3 separate regions of the Homo sapiens genome follow, and all the other regions are linked to region 1. The links are chromatin contacts, found by Hi-C or POLR2A ChIA-PET in ENCODE. All regions are on one chromosome and are shown on one strand. The core of a region is the stretch at or near the end of the contact, and the rest is flanking DNA. Distances in the headings are between cores, read along the strand shown.

The links. A loop is a pair of places that touch in the nucleus more often than their neighbours do. ChIA-PET counts read pairs that join two places held with the same protein, here RNA polymerase II (POLR2A). Pooled maps may share reads with other maps.
Region 2: a loop to region 1 is called in a map of pancreas, with 2.4 times the contacts of the local background. The contact joins two enhancer-like sites. A Hi-C loop is called at or near these places in 13 of 168 maps with a recorded cell type or tissue (Calu3, HepG2, IMR-90 and 9 more) and 3 of 50 pooled maps. POLR2A ChIA-PET finds 5 or more read pairs at or near these places in 4 of 52 experiments (GM12878, HepG2, MCF 10A and 1 more).
Region 3: a map of ascending aorta shows a loop between it and region 1 (5-fold over the local background). The contact joins two enhancer-like sites. A Hi-C loop is called at or near these places in 8 of 168 maps with a recorded cell type or tissue (HepG2, MCF 10A, ascending aorta and 5 more) and 7 of 50 pooled maps. POLR2A ChIA-PET finds 5 or more read pairs at or near these places in 3 of 52 experiments (HEK293T, HepG2 and MCF 10A).

The regions. Positions count from the first base shown.
Region 1 is chr18:32,381,118-32,385,258 of GRCh38, reverse strand. The region is part of intron 2 of GAREM1 (GRB2 associated regulator of MAPK1 subtype 1); the gene reads left to right. Among named protein-coding and RNA genes, the nearest start is that of GAREM1, 88 kb to the left of the region's middle. Within about 2 kb of position 1,983, at least 7 of the 41 ENCODE cell types and tissues checked have a DNase peak (open chromatin) inside an H3K27ac peak, as active enhancers do; they include ascending aorta and endothelial cell of umbilical vein, where a contact is called at or near this core.
Region 2 is chr18:32,436,621-32,440,761 of GRCh38, reverse strand. All of the region lies in intron 1 of GAREM1 (GRB2 associated regulator of MAPK1 subtype 1), which reads left to right. Among named protein-coding and RNA genes, the nearest start is that of GAREM1, 32 kb to the left of the region's middle. Within about 2 kb of position 2,406, at least 5 of the 41 ENCODE cell types and tissues checked have a DNase peak (open chromatin) inside an H3K27ac peak, as active enhancers do.
Region 3 is chr18:32,347,948-32,352,088 of GRCh38, reverse strand. The region is part of intron 2 of GAREM1 (GRB2 associated regulator of MAPK1 subtype 1); the gene reads left to right. Among named protein-coding and RNA genes, the nearest start is that of GAREM1, 120 kb to the left of the region's middle. Within about 2 kb of position 2,153, at least 25 of the 41 ENCODE cell types and tissues checked have a DNase peak (open chromatin) inside an H3K27ac peak, as active enhancers do; they include ascending aorta and endothelial cell of umbilical vein, where a contact is called at or near this core.

The DNA.
Region 1 (4,141 bases), core at 734-3,233:
TTGTACTAAAGGGAAACCAGTGACATTTGATTTGGGGGGAGCAAAGTAAATATAAAAATTTTATTTAAAAAAAAAAAGGGAAGCCAAGAAAGAGGACATAGGAGTGAAATCAGCTCTCCAGTATTTCATATTTTTAAGTATAATGGAATCTGAGAAATCTTTCTAGACTAAGGGAAATGATTCAGAAAAGGAAAAAGAGAGAAAGTAATTAAGTAGTATATTAGTCTGCTGTCTAGGAAATTGTCTCTACCATTTTTTTCCTCAAGAGTCAAAAATGTTATTCTCTTCCTCTCTCCATTACTTAAATTTCATAGCTGCTGTAACATAGTTTTTGTGGTCAGATAGAGGGTAAATGTATCTTTCACACATTGGTATTCACACTCATATTTTAACTCAAAACAAAGATGAAGAGATTATCTAAGTGTCTTTGCTACAAGAATGGATTGAAGATTGTCACCAATCTTCAGTATAGCTTTCTAGTCCTACTTCACATTGCTTAATAATAACTCAAGGAAATTTGAATATGAATGGATTTCATGATGAGATGATTAGGGAATTATTGTGAGTTTGTTATTTGTAATCAATGTATTATAGTATGAGGGAAAATATCCTCACTTTTTAGGGAGACATACTGAATTATTTAAGGGTGAAATGTGATTATAAAATGCTCGAGCAAAAGTGGACATAAAAAATAGATGACTCTGGCAAACTAAGTTGTTAAATCTAGGTAAAAGGTATATGGGTGTTCATTACCCGAATTTTCCATGTGTTTGGGAATTATTGTAATAAAAAGGAAAAAATTGACTCAGCACAACCACCAGTGGCAAAATAAATTGTATAGTTGAACTCTTATATGGCATTTTTATCAAAACCACTCTGCCTCCATCCTTGAATCCTATTTACAGTCTTAATTAATTTTTCTAGGGGTGAAAGTTCATCTTTCACTGGGTCGTTTTGTTCCAGTGTTAAATGTTTGTGGCAACAACACAGTGAAGGGTGAATTCAGGAAGAAATGATGTTGTTTTCACCATGTGGTAGAAGCTTCCAGCTCATGGCTTCTTATGGAAACCTGATTGCTCCCAGCTGTGGCTGGTTTCTAGCGACTGACCCAGTTGATGGTAGTGATTTAATTATTAAAGGGGGGTAAAGTTTGGATAGGTGTATGTAAAACTTGGAAATAAAGGAACTTTTAAAAAAATTATTTTCTTAAAATAAGAGCTTTATGAGAGATATGGAAAGGGAGAATATGAGCAAATACATTGCAGAATTATTTGGTGTCATACTATGTGGCTTTTCTAGATTGCTCTATAAATGCTAGTAAAGCTCTAAAAATTTTAGAGTCCTTTGATTGCTATTTTCACATTTCAGCCTGTTTACTCAGAATCCTTGCAAATTATTTACTGAATCTACAAACAGAAAGTATAGTATTAAAAAAAAACCCACAAAAATTGTAGCACAAAACAGGGATGGGGTTCAAAACTCCTAGGCTACTGTTTTCCATTTCTTTATACTTACATTTAGGTACTCAGTGGAAAGTTGGTTACTTGAAAGGGCTAACGCCAGTTCAAATATAATTTAACCTATGAGATAATATGATTAACATCAGGTGGAAAGTTTAAACAAGCTGCCTGTGACCACACTGTTAATGGAGTGTTTATAGCATGGGTGGGAAAGTGCTTGTCTCACTTCATAATTTGATTTCCATATTGGATTTGTACCTCTAAGAAGTAGTGTGACCTTTTAAAAGGTTCTTTTTTAGGAATTTCTTTGAGCTTTTTCTATTTGTGGAAAACAGACTTCATGGGTTCCAAAACTGATTGCAGTGCTAGCAAAACTTCCTGAATTGAAGTCACTCTGCTCCATTTCTTAGGCTTGGAATCACTTGCCTTTGTGAGTCACTATCCAGGGAAGTCTTGTGCTGGCTTTCTGTTAACCCTGACCCATTTCTGTAGTTGTTGAGTGTACTGCAACAGGAAAACAACAAAACTATGTGTACCATGTGAACTTTTCTGATATCTGGAGCAAGAGGGTAGATGATTCAGACGTGTCTGTGTTGATTTTTGGTGAGGTATACATTACACAGGGCCTCCAACATGTTAGAACTGGTTTACAGAACACCGTAGGGTTTGTCCCTAATAGTGAGTCAAGCCAATGCGTGAGTGTGAGACAAGCAAAATAAACACAGAGCTTTTATTTTTTAGATGTTAAAAATCATTGTAGGTAAACCAAATGCAGTAGACACATAGACATGAGAAAGATTCCGTTTTTCCATTCATGCCTTCTACATTCCATACGTTTCTCAGTGGCAATTACATTTTTTCTTATAGACCTTCATAACATTTTATAGTCCCAACTCTTTTCCTTTAATAAAACTGGTCCCCTCGTGTGGGAGTCCCAGTTCTCTGTCCACCTAGGGTCCTTTCCTCCTGACCCACAGAGTAATTATGCAGCGAGTCTTGTTGATCCTCTTTCCACACAATTCCTATCAAAACTGCTCCTCCTTTCCAGCCTACAGTGACTGTGTCTCCCTTGCTCTAAAGAGCAAGGTGCCTCCCTTTCCTCCTCCAATCAGTCATCTATGTTACTGTCAGATTATTATTTTTTTCAAGTACAGCTCTGTTATTTTACCAGCTAGCCAGGAGTTTTCAGAGATGTTTCCCACGTGAGTATAAACTCTGGTCTAACGCTGGGCCTTTTTGAGGTCTGGTGTTCCTTTGACTACAAGCATCATCCTCCAGCAGACAACCCAGCAGGCACTCGCCACACCAGGTTGTTGGTTGTTGCTCAGGTAGGCTTTGCCCTGCCTTGTTCCCGCCTGTGTCTACTGCTTGGAGGGCTCACACCTCATAGCCACCACCCAATAGAGAAATCCTGCCCCAACCACCACCACCTTCCTCAAGAAGAAGAATAGTGAAATCCGGCCTCATTTTTACCACCTTCTTCAAGAAGCTTTTCCTAATCTTTCTCACCAGGTAGATCCTTCCCCTTCAGAATCCCTGTAACAATTTGCACCCATGACTGTTTGTCTTGCTGTCACTCTTCCCACCACTAAAGGCTCCTTGAGGACAGTCCTATCTCATACAGCATCTAACACAGCCTTGAATAGTTTAAGGACTCAATAAATAATTTTAACCCAACTGAAATGGATTCTTCTTTAAAGGAGAAACATCAAAGATGCCTGAGAACTACCTGGAGAACAAGTCAGGTCTCTTAATTCCCTCCAGTCAGGCAGGTACAGCTCTGAGACATTGACCAGGAATGGTGATTGTGAGTGCTCTAACAGGTGCAAGCAAAATGCCATGGAATTGTTGAGTAGGTAGTTCTGACAGCTGTCTAGGAGTGGGAGGCCTTCAGGTGAACGAGGTTAAGGGCGTTCTAGATAAAGTACCAGGCACCATTCCTGAAGGTAACAAATGGCTCTGGGATAGAGGGGAAGGAGTATTTAGGAGATGAAGTTAGAAACCTAGTTTGGAGCAAATTCCAGACTGAATAATGGGAACTATAATCTCTGTGCCCTGGGGAGTTCCTCCCAGAATCTGCTTTTTAGAAAGATTAAGTGAAGGCAAGTGTCCTCCCTCCCCTGCAGGTGAGTTAAATTGGTCAGGAGTGGAGGATGAGAAGATGGTGAGAAATTGCAGGTAGAAGAACTAGTTAGGAAGTTTTTAAGATAGACCTGATAAAAGATAATGAACACCTGATCTAGGCTGGGAGGGAGATGTTCAAGAGGAAAAAAACGATACTTAGGTAAGAGGAATGAGGAAAAGGGAGCAAAAGATAATTCTGAGAAATTTTTAAAACTTTTTCCCCTAGCTTTTAAGGAAACATTTTTTAAAATTAACCTTCTTAGCACAGGCACTTGCTTTTGCACACTTTTTCTTACTCTGTTTATTATTAAAGGAAGAATTTTTCAGGTTCTTCCTAATAAGAAATAGAGTAAGAAAACAACAACAACAAAAAACCTCTTTGTTATCTTTTGGGACTCTCAGGGCTTTCTAGCAGAGATGTTTCCTATCTTGTCAGATATTGGACCTCTAGATGGCAAGAATGTCCTTTTAGTTCTTGGGCTTGCCAGATATGTAAGAGATAGGAGTTCCACAGAGAAGTGTATTTGGAGTAAAAGATTATGTGATGGAGAAAAATG
Region 2 (4,141 bases), core at 1,157-3,656, 55 kb before region 1:
GAGCATTGTTGATACAGCATTTCTTAGGAATGCCACTGTTGTCTACAGAATTTTCTTCCAAGCTACTGACACTCATTCTGTAAGTTCTATGGGTATGCACAGGCAATGAGGATACATCACAACCGCCATCTGCTCAGCAATGATTGTAGGATACATTCCAATTTTGGAGATTCATTGTAGAATCAAAACTTAGTATTGTACTCTTAAAGGAAGGAACAAAATCAAAGGCTGAGATTTCTTAACTTCATCACCTTTAATGAGGCTCACCATTACATTTTCTGAATGTGCTTGTGTTAATTATTAGTAATGGTAACAGAGTACAGACAGTATACTAATTACAATATTAAGCAGGGCTGGCTGGTTAATTCTCTCTTGAGAATTTGAACTAGGACATATCAACAGCCTTGGGATCTGAAGCTATAATAACATGAGATAGAGAGGTTCCCAAAACCCATTAGAGTCATGTAGAAGCCGTGTGATCTTAAGCAAGTTATTTAATTTCTCTGTACCTCACTTTCTTCAGCTAAAAAAAGTAAGGATGATAGTTTCCATGTCAAGACTTTTTGATTTAATGAGTTAATATCTGTGGAGTCTTTAAAACATTGCTTGATGTACTGGTAAGTGCTATTTATGTTAAATAAGCTAATAAACAATCAAATAAATGCCTGAAATCATCAGGAATTAGGGAACAATGTATGAACAGAAGAGGCCAGCCAACAGAGAGAGAAGAATGGAGCAGATGTGCAGAAACTGTGCAAGAGTGCCCCCGCTGGTCCTAAGGGACTAGGCCAAGATGCAATTTCTAGAGCTAACTCTTGGGACTGGGGGATGAGGAATGGGAGGCAGTGCTGGCACCTTCATTCACCTTCATTCACTAGAACTGTCACTGAGTGTAAATAAAGGTCATTTGTTTGTGTGACTGTTTTTGTAAGAGAGTGTGTCAGAATGGAAGTTGGTGGCTGATTGAGACTTAGAGGGGGTGATTGGGAATGATGGATGCTAAGGCTCAGTACCCAACATTGCCCTTACTTAGCTATGTCAATCAATGACCTCTCGTATTCTTACCAGAAATAACCCCACTTTTAAAAAAGTGCTTTTTAAAGAAAAAAAAAAAAAGCTCATTTGGTCACTCTGTTACTTTCCAACCAAAGCATTTCAGGTGTTTTCTCAATATCTTTGGTCTAGAAATGACCCAGGATAAGGTCCAACCTGCAGGGTTGTCAATCTGCTATGTTCTCTTGAGTTGGAGAGGTTTAATAGGACTGAACAAACCCCCTGGAGCATCACCTTATCGGAAGTAAATTGACTTAAGCAATCACAGGAAGTTTCTCCTTATACAAAGTGTGCCTGCTTCGGGTTCTTGATCTGAGTCAATTCTGTGCTTATCTGATGTCAGCCTGGCAATAGAACCAAGGCTTTTATTGTCACCTAATTCTGGTTTTTCCTTCCATGCATGTTCTTTTGAAAAAGAACTCTTCTTTCTTTTCTCTATAATTCTTCATGTTAAATAACTGAAATTGTAATGATAGGTGAAGAAAGTGGGCCTTAGAATTCTATTGACCAGGCTTTCAGTGCCCAGCAAGCCTTCAGAGCCTCGGTCTTGGTGTTTGTCTTGAGGATCCTCTGCAATTATGCTGTTTAAGCTCCAGGTCTTGCAAATAATAGTATTGACTCAATAAAGGCAGTGACACCTGTTCGCAATTAGAGCAACGGAGTGAGGGTGAGATTGAGGATCAGTATATACCACGCCCCCTCCACCTGCACCTTACCACCAGAGTCCTTACTGAAATGAGCCACTGTTACTCATGGGAGGATGTGTGGGGGATAGGAATGAAAGCTGTGCTACTTCTGTTCTCATCCCTTCCCATCTTCCTCCAATTCCTGGGGCTCTTGCTTAGGAGACACGGTGCCTTCAAATTTGTCACCTTGAGGGGCTAACTACTTATTTCAGTGACAATTCCCTTAAATGTTTCTTAGCAGTCCTATATCTTGAAAGCAATCTCGGAAGGTAATGTTATTATAGATTTCATTTTATAGATAAGAAAACTGAGATTCAGCAGTTGGGTAATTCCTAAAGATAGAAGTAAAAGATAAGTTCCATTATAAACTTATAAATCAGCCCAAGTTTCTTGCTTCCGTATTTAAGTGTAATTATCAGGATGAGGATTTGACATGCACTTGTTCTTGACTCGCCTTTGTTGCAAGGTCTGGAAAGAAAGGAAGGCTGTCATTGTCGCTAACCCCTGTCCTCAGCAGCAGTTAGTTCCTGTGGATCACAGCCTCCCAAGGGGAACAGTCAGTTTGACAGTGGGTTCAGCTGCCTCTAGGGCAGAAGGGGCCATGTGGAGGAGCGCTAGCTGTCATCACAGAAGCCAGGCAAGCCAGGCAGATGGCCAAGGTGAGGAAAGTGTGAGGGCTTAGCACGACCTGTGAAAGGAAGGTCACGGATGGAAGCCATCAATTCACAGGGCTGGTGGCTGGCATGGGAGTCTAGCTTTAGACCATAGCAAACAGACCCGCTCTGCCAGATAAATCCGGTTTATTTTTGTCTTTTATTTAGTTGTATATCGTAGGCCTTCTCTCTTCCTTATTGTTTTACTTGGAGTAGGAATGGCAGCTGAAGTTTGTTCCTTTCCAAGTAAGAAAGAAAGAATACAGAAATGGGGGAAGGTACATGTTTAGTTCCTCATACTTTTGGTGAAAGCAGTAATTTGTTCAAGCAGTTGTTTTTTATCTTAGACTTTAGAGGTGCTGGGGTTGGGTTATTTTGGACTTTTGGACATTAGTTTACCATTTTAAAGAGATCAGTTCAACTGTTTTTAGATGGAACATCATGAGAGTCATAAAAATGCTGCTTAAAGGTAAGCTCAGTTTGCCTAGTTTAAGAATGTGAGGAGCACAGAAACTGAGTAACAGCACAGTTCTAAATAATTTAAAAAGGAAACATTCTTTAAAACTTATATTTGCTATTGTCTATGTGGGATCTTTTAATAAGAAAATAAAGACTGCCACTGAAGTGTCATTTTTTTTCCTCCCATTTTCTCGTGTTTGAAAGTTCCCTGGTTTGCCATCTGTAGGTAAATCTGTCTCCGCATTCAGAGGTGGAACCACCTTGACTTTCTCGGGGTAATCAGCTTGGCTCCCTGTTTCAGGATTTAATCATCATCCTTGCTGTTCATTGTCCCTGCTGCTCATTTTCTTCTTTACCTTTAACCCCTCTAGAAAGTCAGTTTCTGCTGGTCATGGAATTCTAGACACTGAAGATCTTGGGATAACCCCTCAAATGTGTGCAGAGTATCAGTTGCCTTCTTCCTTTTCCTTTTCTTTAGAACTAATTTCAGTTACAGTTTTTACAACATTTCTCACTCATGTCTTTCTCAAGCACCCAGCACGGAGTAGTATCTTGAGCTCTCAGGATTCTGTAGCTGGAAGGAAGCCCTGAGATGATGCCATCCCATCCCCTTCCTATGGCAAAGAGAACAGCAGGAGAAAGCAAGCACAGGAGCTACTGTAGTCCTCTCGAGGTCATTGCTGAGTAACACGTGAAATAACAGCTAAAGCCCACGTCTCCTGGCTCTGTCTGGTGCTATTTTCATTATAACACATTGCTTTGCTTGGTTATACTTGCTAGTTGCCCATTTGTCACTTTCATCATTTTAATGATTGTATGTCATTATAGTGGTCTAAATCCAGGTGTAAAATGAAGAACATTATAGAGTTACTTTCTCTCTACCTGTGTTAAAGGCTCTCTCTGTGCAGGTGCTGGATTGGGATTTATATGTGTAATTTCTCATTTAATTCCATGATGACCTTTAAAGTAGGCTTCACATTTATTGACTCAAAAAATAAGGCTTGCTTAAGGTCCCCCAGCTAGTAAGTAAGGAGGTTAGGATTTGAAAAAGGAGTCTAGGATTTGAAACTGTTTCTCTGTCTTCAAAATCTCTGTCCTTTCAGTACCTCCCAGTTACATACTCAGAATAAATAAATCTCTCACACTTGAGATTTTGTCCATTTTAGGTTTGAAACTGCGTAATCAGAATAATGGGTTTTTCTTAAACTATTATCCTACCTTTAATTTAAAAATAAAATTCAAGGGAAATTGTTGGTACAAATAAGGTGATATGCTTAAACACTCCTAATA
Region 3 (4,141 bases), core at 904-3,403, 33 kb after region 1:
GGGTTTGGAGGTGAAGAGAAAGAAAGGATGTTTGGTTTGTTTTAACACTGAGAATTTTTGGCTCTAAAAGTACTTTGTAATCATTTTAATTTTTATTATTCTTTCATTTAAATTGGGACATTTGTACCAAAAATGTCTTTCAGATTCATGTAATTCCTTATATCTATCAACAGTTGTGTACCTATGCTGAAGAAAAAATTACTTTACACAGGCATTTCTCTATGGCATGGAAACTAATAATTCTTTTCAAAGAATATGCTGAGAATTTGAAAGTAGGGTAGCCGGTCAGGCCTAAACCTTGGTATCAAGTCATGCTGTGTAAAAGATGGCTTTTCACATAATTGTTTTAGTGATGTGTTCTGTCTGTGTAAGTAAAAAAAAAAAAAAGAGAGAGGGTATTGCTTGAGAGATATTTACTTTTCCATTTTTCTGTATATTTTTTAGAATATTTATTAACCAGGTTATCAGGACACTGTGTGTGTAGCATCATCCTAGAAGTAATTATCCACATACTTCTCTTGGTTAAACTTAACTACATGAAGTGTGTCCTCAGGAACTTAGCTGAACTGTGTGAAACCCATTCAGTTCACACAGGCCCTTGAATGTGCACTTTAAAGCTTTTCATGGAAAATGTCTGAACCTTTATTAATATATTGTTTATATCTGAATTAAGTTAGGGCCAAGAACTGTAATTATTTTTCTCCTGCTTGCATCAATAGTTTTACATAGGCCTTCTCTGCTGATAAATTTGAGTCAGATTAATGAGTAATAAATCTAAAGATAACCTTTTAAAACCATTGGAGAGCCAAGAAAGTGAACATATAATTATGATTTAAAAGGATATGTGACTAAGGCACTCAGATGTGTTTCATCTGGTGCCTGGGTGTTCATTTCTAGTTTTAACGCAATTGAATGAAAATTACTTCCTAATTCCATCAAAATAGCATCATTGGCTACTTTAGACTTTTTAGAGTTGATGTTAGGAAATACACCAGTACACCATACAAAATTAGAAATTGAGGAATCAGAAGGACCAGAAGTTCAACCAAAGGACTAAGAAATAGTAAGTTCCTAGAAAAATTCAAGTCAACTTTTTCTACATAACATTTTGCCAGTATTTGTACTCTTCCTAATTAAAAATGGGCATACCATTTAAAAACATACTGTATTTATCAAAAGTAGGAATTTGTCTAATAAATTGAAATTTTGTTTAAACATCATGCTTTACATTCCTGATATGCCATAAAACTTAATGGTGGACCAGAAATGTAAAAGCTTGACCAGTTGGGTTTCATGTATACTTTGAAACCAGAAGGCCATCACTTGGTTGTTTGTTTCTACAGTAGAAATGAAAACAATTTATTGTTTGCTAAATAATGGACACACTTTAAGAATTTTAAAGTGATTCGTAACCTTCAAGAGTTTACTTGGCATGTACAGCTGTTTTTAAAATTGCATTGAAATGCTGTTTTCAAATATCCTAGAGAGAAGGGGTCTTGTTTTTAGTCTGAAGCAATATCAGATCACATATATAGTCAGAAATATCATAAGTTTGAGTAGAAATGTTTATCCTTCCTTCTACCTAACTTAAATGCCTTTGGATCTCTATTTAATGTGTTGAGAGACCCTGACTCTATTTTTAAAGAAATTGAGGCAAGAGTATACTAATATTAGCCAAAAATCCTTCAGTTGGATACATTAAATAATTTTAAGAAACCAACAAAAAATCTAATCAGTGCATTGTAATAGTAGTTGTATTAAGGTTGAACTGTTAGAGGTGATTTATTTCTTATTTTCCAAACTATAAAGTGGTTATATTACTTTCATAAATAGACTTTTAAAAACATGTCTCCATGTGTATATATATTTAGAGAGGAGAGAGCCTCTGAATGACTCATTCTGGAAAAAAAGGGGGGCAGTTTTCAACTTTTCAAATAGCTTTCTTTTCTCTTCTTCCCATTTCTTCACTGAAAATTGCCAGTTACTGTATATAAAAAGTGTTCCTTTTCTTTTAACCATTTCTGCTTCCTGCCAAGGTGTAAATCAGAAAGCCCAAGTTTCTTTCTCCCACTTCATAAACAAGACTTCGTTCTGCTTCAGACACTTGGAGCCCTGCCAGAGTTGTCATGATGATGTCAGTTTACCAAGAATGTTCACATTTCTCATGCTGTGTTCCACATTCCCTGGACTCGAGCAAATGTCCTTTTAGAGCTCACTGAAGTTTCAGGATTGGATTTAAAAAGCATGCCTTGTTTTCAGTACTTGCCCTTCATGTGCTACCTTTTCAGAATCAGGGATCCATTTTTAACAGCTTGACAGTTTACAAGCCCACACGATACATTTTGTATTTGTCGATTAAATACAGAATGACCAAAAGTTTATCAGTTGGTGAAACCAGTCAGATTTGCTAGTTTAACAAATTGGAATTTTATTAATAGTATTCTCTCATTTAGCAAGTATTTATTTTATATCTATATTTATAATTTATGATGTTTCATTGATTTTTTAAATTTCCTTTTCACAAATAACAATGACATCTACCTATTTTGGGGGAAGTAATACCTCTGTGTAGGAGATGGAACTTATCAGATGAATTCTGATACCTTGTATTATTTCTTGATTCTTGGCTAGCTGATTGGAAACCACTATGATATACATCATTGTATCTAATTATTTAATAAATGATTTGAGCCTGTAAGCCATAAATATTAGAAAATCCAGACGGTTTTTGAAACTTATTTAGAGAGATGGCTATGATTGAAGGGAGTAGTTGAACTTTGTGTATACCTTGTCCTGGTAAATTTAATGGACATCTCATTTATACAGAAGTTCAGAGGGCCATGAAGAGTTCAGTCCTTCTAACATTTAAAATGTGTTGAAGCCCAATTTTATGGATTTTTGTAGAACAAAGGTTTAAAATAAAACCTGTTCTATTTTATATCTGCTGCATTTGATCTAGTTATCCCATGTAATTCAATACTGTGCAGAATTTTATTTCTGAAATGATCCTTGAAAATCATATAGTCTGACTATAATTTTACAGGTAAGTCTTGGATAACTGAATGATTCTGGATAGTTTTAACTACATGTTCAGAAAATTGGACTAAATAAGATAAATTCTGTGAAATATATTAGTCCTCAGAATTCTTTGTAAATGCCCAACAAATATGGATGTGTTTATATGGATTTATTATAGTAGTTGCACATTGATGACCTAATTAACCTAAGAAACAAAATATCAGTACATAATTATTTATATTATAAACATATTTGATTTTTTAATATCCTCTCAACTTGAGTTGGCAAATTACATCTTTACAAGGAAAGAAAGGGGGAATTTTCTTGATTTATTTATTTATTTAGAGATGGAGTCTCATTCACTCAGTCACTCAGGCTGGAGTGCAGTGGCACGATCTTGCTCACTGAAACGTCTGCCTCCCAGGTTCAAACGATTCTCCTGCCTCAGCCTCCTCAGTAGCTGGAATTACAAGCACGCACCACCACGCCCAGCTAATTTTCGTATTTTTAGTAGAGATGGCGTTTCACCATGTTGGCCAGGCTGGTCTCGAACTCCTGGCCTCAAGTGATCTGCCCACTTCAGCCTCCCAAAGTGCTGGGATTACAGGTGTGAGCCACCACGCCCAGCCTTGACTTAATTTTAAAGTGGGCTTTGTTTGACTTTCTAGGCTGATGTTGAATATTGCCTACTTTTCATTTCTCTTATAATAATAATGTGAGCTACAGTTTTCTTTTAATCACCAAGTTTTGATTCACTCAAAATAATAGAACTTGAGATGGGTGCCAGCCAAAACACTAAGTATTGTTAATCATAGGCAAAACCCTGGTCCTCTGTCCTTTGTTCTCATTGAGTGGCGTAATGACTTGCTGAATTCCAATTCATAAACTCAAATCATTGTGAATTTTATGTTTAATCCTCCTAGCATTGCTCTATGGCAAATGTATCCTTTTGATAATTTTTAGAGCATTCCCTTGCGGCTTTTTATAGAAGTTTCAAAACAAGTTTAAACTAGGCAAATTAAAATCTAGTTTGAATACAGAGATTTTTAAATCTCTATTTTAAGAAATAATTGCAGATTCCAAAAGTAGTTTTCAAATTAGCAAGGAGGCCTCAACCAGTGTT